2 separate regions of the Homo sapiens genome follow, and region 2 is linked to region 1. A link is a contact called in ENCODE Hi-C or POLR2A ChIA-PET data. All regions are on one chromosome and are shown on one strand. Each heading gives the region's core, a stretch centred on a gene start or an enhancer-like site at or near the end of the contact. The rest is flanking DNA. Distances are from core to core; before and after follow the strand shown. Region 1 overlaps DENND4A (DENN domain containing 4A). Region 2 overlaps MEGF11 (multiple EGF like domains 11).

Region 1 (2,815 bases), core at 20-2,519:
ATTCATTCATTCATTGGAGATAGAGCTTTACTCTGTTACCCAGGCTGGAGCACAGTGGTGTGATCAGGGCTCACTGCAGCCTCAGCTTCCTGGGCTCAAGTGATTCTCGTGCCTCAGTCTCCTGAGTAGCTGAGACTACAGGCACGTGCCACCCTGCCTGGCACTAACTTTCTTCTTTTTTTTTTAGAGATGGGGGCCTCACTATATTGCCCAGGCTGGCTTTGAACTCTTGGGCTTAAGCAATCCTCCTGCCTTGGCCTCTCAAAGTGCTGGGATTACAGACGTGAGCCACTGAGCCCAGTCTGTTATTTTTATTGTTTTTGAAAAACATCTTTTCAGGCCATGTGCGGTGGCTCACGCCTGTAATCCCAGCACTTTGGGAGGCCGAGGCAGGCAGCTCACCTGAGGTTGGGAGTTCGAGACCAGGCTGACCAATATGGAGAAACCTGGTCTCTACTGAAAATACAAAATTAGCTGGGCATGGTGGCACATGCCTGTAATCCCGGCTACTCGGGAGGCTGAGGCAGGAGAATCTCTTGAACCCAGGAGGTGGAGGTTGCGGTGAGCCGAGATCGAGCCACTGCACTCCAGCCTGGGCAACAAGAGCGAAACTCTTGTCTCAAAAACAACAACAATAACAACAACAAAAAACATCTTTTCAATCCATGGTATGGATGTGGAACTCATGGATACAGAAGGCTGACTGTAGTATCTTTGAAATTTGTAATAAAGGGAAAGTACTTTTGGGTATTGACTTCTTTGAAACTTTTTTTTATATGGAAGTTACTTGAGTCTATATTTGAATTATGTTAAATGTATACATTTTTCCCCTGTGAATGAGGCTCTGTACAGTGCCCCAGAAATAGTCATGTTGTTCTTTCTCACACTCTTTGCCCTGTACACATTTCCTCTTTTGTACCCTTATTTATTCTTCTTGCTTTCTTTTTTTCCCCCTTATCTGCTAGTTTTTTCTTTTTTTTTCTCATTGCCTCTCTTCAGCATGTTTTGTTTTTAAAGTATGTATTTATTCTTTACTGAAATCTTGTTTTTAAAAATTGCTTATTGGCTCTTAACCACAAGAAAACAATAAATGCAATCAGTTTAGTAATTATCACTGTTAACAGAACTTTAAGTATCCACAGGCATATTGGGGGAAATATTTGATTGGAATGAATTTAAGTCCAATTCTTACTGTTTTCAATACAGTTATTTCTCAAACTCTGAGGCTGCGGAGTTCACACATTGAAATCTGTCATCTTTTTCAGAGAGAAACTTTCGGTAATGTGTAAGTAGTTTTTGGCTTTCATTTTGATTTGTTTCAGTTAGCTATTTCCTGTGTTAAACACAGTGAAACCTTAGTTTTCCAGAAGTCTTAATAATTTGGAATATATTCTCCATGTAATAATTATGGGTAACAAATGATACAAAATAATTCATTGAAAGATGTCTCAGGATGTGCCTTGGATCACAATTAATTCAACACCATTTATTAGAGACAAAATCTTCAATGTGAAGTATACGGTTCCCTTTTAGTAGTTATTTCCTGCGTTCTATTGTGAATGAGTTCAAATTATTAAATTTTGTGAAAAATACCCAAAAGAACTAATGAAAAGGAATTTTATGAATAAATTTATCTCAAATATTTACTTATAATAGCTAGTTATTTCCAAGGATAAGGTGGTAGTTCTCAAAAAAACTTATTAAATATATGTTTTCATGATAGTACTATATCTCTTCTGTTTCCGCTTTTTTTTTGAGACAGAGCCTCCCTCTGTTGCCCAGGCTGGAGTGCAGTGGCGTTGATCTTGGCCCATTGCAACCTCTGCCTACAGCGTTCAGGTGATTCTTGTTCCTCAGCCTCTCAAGTAGCTGGGATCATAGGCATGCACCATCATGCCTGGCTAATTTTTGTATTTTTGGTAGAAACGAGGTTTCACCATGTTGGCCAGGCTGGTCTTGAACTCCTGACCTCAAGTGATCTGCCCATCTCGGCCTCCAAAAGTGCTGGGATTATAGGCATGAGCCACTCTGCCCGGCCTCTTACCCTTCTTTCTACGTAGCAAGACATAAAACTATTTTATGCAATAGTGACTATCTGCTTTAGTTTGCCTGCTTTAGTTTGTTTATTTATTTATTTATTTATTATTTTGTGACAGAGTCTCACTCTTGCCCAGGCTGGAGTGCAGTGGCATGATCTCAGCTCACTGCAACCTCCGCCTCCCAGGTTCAAGCAATTCCCCTGCCTCAGCCTCCTGAGTAGCTGGGATTACAGGCGTGCGCCACCATGCCCCGCTAATTTTTTGTATTTTAAGTAGAGACGGGGTTTCACCGTGTTAGCCAGCCTGGTCTCGAACTCCTAACCTCAAGTGATCTGCCCGCCTTGGCCTTCCAAAGTGCTGGGATTACAGGCATGAGCCACCACGCCTGGCCATGCTTTAGTTTAAATAACATAAAGTTAGCATCTAGGAAAAAGGAGGATGTTTTAGTTTCTTCATTATGATGGAATGAAAATACTTTACCAGAGTAATTTTTAAGGTTATGTGTATTTAGAGCTTATAATATAAAATTCATGTACACACGAAAGCACATAAATAAAGGCTGATATAACCTTTGACCTAATAATTCTATTTCAACAAATGTATCCTGAAGAAATACTAGAGTTGTGTCCAGAGGTTTATCAAGATTATTCATTGTACCCTTTAAAAAAAATTAGCAAAATAAGTAGAAGTAATAAATGATCTACAGTAAGCACATAGGTCAAAAATGGTATATCCATAAAATAAAATACTATGCAGCCCTTTAAAAATTGTTTTCA
Region 2 (3,031 bases), core at 411-2,910, 160 kb before region 1:
AAAGGTTAAATACTCAATGAATACTCAAACCTAGTCCTAAAAGAGCTTTGCAGCCTGACTGAGGAAACCAGCTCTTCCTCCAGGGACCAAGCAGTGACTCCTCCAGGAAGGTCTGTGACCAAAATCCTCCAAGTGACTCAAATTGGAAATACCAGTGGTGGAGAGGGCCTTGTGAACTCAGGAGGGCTTTCTTGAGGAAGATGTTGAGCTGAGAGGCTTGAGCAACAGGTCAGAGGAAAGAGGCAGGCAGGGACAGACATTCAGGGCTGGTCCTTTAACAGTCAAACCGCAGGCAGGCCTGCCACATGGCATTTGTCCCTCTCTGTCCAGCTGTACATATTCTCTACCCTCGTGGTTGTGGAATCCGTGATGTTGGTGAAAGTGGTAATAGAAAGCAGAAGGCTGTGGAACAGTACAGGGAGCACTGGACTGTGAGTCCAGAAGTACAGTGCTCAGCCTCCCACTTCTCATCTGTGAGACCTAAGTCAGGTGATTCTACCTCCATGGGCCTCAGGCTGTTCTTAAAGGCAATCATAATAGAGCCTTCTGAAGAATGCAGCTGTAGGCATGAGAGGGGCAACTCATTTATGTGCAAATGGAGAAGGGTGACAAGGGTACCAAGGCGGGCGTGGTCTCCATCCAGATCCATGACCCCTGGGTGATCATGGCTGTGGCTTGGGAACTTCTAGGGATGAGGCTGTGGGTGGAGGTCAGAGGAACACAGGTGGGAGGATGGGTGCCAGGCTGCCCTGTGCCCACAGTGTGTGCTGGAGGATACTTTGGGCAGGACTGTGCCCAGCTCTGCTCCTGTGCCAACAACGGGACCTGCAGCCCTATCGATGGCTCCTGCCAGTGCTTTCCTGGATGGATTGGCAAGGACTGCTCACAGGGTAAGCTGCTGCCACCTGGGAATGCCCCTACCTGGGGTCAGGCCCAAAAATTCTCCCTTTGTTGCCCAAAACCTCTCTGTCCTGGTGCCTCCACTTCCAGGGATGAAATCTCCTTCTGCATGTAGGAATGAGCCCCATTTAGCTCTATAGCTAACATGATGGATTATTAGGATTGATCATTGGTATTAACTGCTGGTATCAAAGGTACTGATATTGTTGATAGTACCATTAATGCTATGAATTCTGAGACTTAACACTCCATTAGCACCTGCACAAGGAGCAGCCCGAGTTTGGATGGGGAAGAGGTGGTGCAACAGCATGCTCGAGTTTGGGAGTAGGGAAGTGAGATGAGGCCCGGGCAGCCACCTCAGGAGGGTGCAGTGCCCTCTGGGTGGCCCATGTGAATGATGTCCTTGAGGCTGTTCATGTAAAGTGCACCAATCTGATGTGAAGGGAACAGCCCCTTTCCAGAAGCCCCCAAACTAAGGACAGAGACCCTGTGGAGCTCCTTGTCTGATGGGTGAGACCTAGCCAGTACCCTTGGGGAGGTCCTAGTTAGATGGCTGAGGGAATTTCCATTCTGATGAGGAGACAGGCTCCATCATCAGGAGCTCACCAACTGAGAGAAGAGAGCTCCTGCCCTAGGAAAGTCCCCATTCTCATGGGGAAACACACACAGTACATACACGGTAAACCACAGTGTTTACCCGCATGCTCCAAATCAGTCCCCTGAGAGGGGAGGCTCGGGGGCCCTCAGAGTCCTGCTGAGTCAGTCATCAAAGACTTGGAGAGTGGGCAGAGAATCTGGGCTTAATGGGAATCCTGGGTAACTAAGCCAAGAAGTAAGTGCAGGAATTCTGGGAACAGTGCATGAAGCCCCTGAAAGCCAGGAAATGTCAGCCAGGTCCATCTTGGCATCTTGGCTCTGACATGTACTCCCCCTTCTTCTCCCTCTCCGTCTGCCCCTCTCTGCCTTCCCCTCACCCTCTGCATTTCACCGACATCCCAGCTTGCCCACCCGGGTTCTGGGGCCCCGCCTGCTTCCACGCATGCAGCTGCCACAACGGGGCGAGCTGCAGCGCCGAGGACGGGGCCTGCCACTGCACCCCTGGCTGGACTGGACTCTTCTGCACACAGCGTAAGCCCCACCTCCTGGCCTCCCAGCCACTTAGAATACCATGCTGCGGCCTACTGGCCACTGTGGGCATTGTCCAGACCAGCAGGGAGGGAGGAATGCAGGCAGCCCCAGGACTGGTGGTACCTGACTCCTGCCCCACGAGAACTGAGGAGCTCTGCAGGGGCAGCTCCAGACCTGACTGGATTCAGGGGATTGACAAGCCCAAAGTCCTGGAAGGTCAGGGCTGCAAGGTACTCCAGCAATCACCAAGACCAGACCTTCCTTGGACAGTGGGGCCCAGAGTGGGGAGGAGCAGCCTGTGTCCACACAGGAAGTAGACCCTAGCCTGACCTGTGGTTCCAAGGCCCCTCTGTCTTGGAAAGGCAACGATCACCTTGCCCCTACCACTTCAGCATGAAGATCCTGAGCAGGGAGACAACTCTGGTGCAGGGTCTCACTAGTCTTCATCCCATGCTCAGCAAAAAAAGAGACAGAAGACAGGTCTGGTTCCTGCTGTCCCCCTTGTCCCCACCCAGCAGCAACTCTCGTGACTGGAAATCCTGTTTCTCTAGGCTGCCCAGCAGCATTTTTTGGGAAGGACTGTGGGCGCGTATGCCAGTGTCAGAATGGCGCCAGCTGTGACCACATCAGTGGCAAGTGCACCTGCCGCACAGGCTTCACCGGGCAACACTGTGAGCAGAGTAAGCTGCCCTGACCCCTGATCCTGGGTGATGCTGCTGGGCCCTACCCTCCTGCAGAGGATGGCTCCCACTTCAAGGTCCACTCACTCAGGGCTCTGTACCCCTTGGTCCCTTGACTTTGGGGACAACTTCCAAGGAAAAATGCTGAGGAAGGTCATGCCTACATTATTGTTTGAAGAATTTCTCCCTTCAGTTGGTGGGGGCATTTAGGGCAGAGGTCATAGCAAGTAATGAGAGAATAGTGGGAGGCAGGATTTTTTTTTTATTATTCTTTAAAGTCCCTATGGCATTCAGATTAGGGCATGGCAGGTGGAAGATACTGC

The links. Hi-C counts contacts between places; a loop is a spot of excess contacts on that map. ChIA-PET counts read pairs that join two places held with the same protein, here RNA polymerase II (POLR2A). Pooled maps may share reads with other maps.
Region 2: a pooled map shows a loop between it and region 1 (4-fold over the local background). The contact joins two enhancer-like sites. A Hi-C loop is called at or near these places in 1 of 37 single-sample maps with no recorded cell type and 3 of 50 pooled maps. POLR2A ChIA-PET finds 5 or more read pairs at or near these places in 5 of 52 experiments (GM12878, RWPE1, T-cell and 2 more).

Annotation. Positions count from the first base shown.
Region 1 is chr15:65,759,830-65,762,644 of GRCh38, reverse strand. It overlaps DENND4A (DENN domain containing 4A), which reads left to right. Exons shown (of 33, transcript NM_001320835.1): 2 at 1,207-1,285. Among named protein-coding and RNA genes, the nearest start is that of DENND4A, 31 kb to the left of the region's middle. Within about 2 kb of position 1,269, at least 3 of the 41 ENCODE cell types and tissues checked have a DNase peak (open chromatin) inside an H3K27ac peak, as active enhancers do; they include GM12878, where a contact is called at or near this core.
Region 2 is chr15:65,915,825-65,918,855 of GRCh38, reverse strand. It overlaps MEGF11 (multiple EGF like domains 11), which reads left to right. Exons shown (of 26, transcript NM_001385028.1): 16 at 762-890; 17 at 1,900-2,028; 18 at 2,580-2,708. Among named protein-coding and RNA genes, the nearest start is that of RAB11A, 48 kb to the right of the region's middle. Within about 2 kb of position 1,660, at least 2 of the 41 ENCODE cell types and tissues checked have a DNase peak (open chromatin) inside an H3K27ac peak, as active enhancers do; they include GM12878, where a contact is called at or near this core.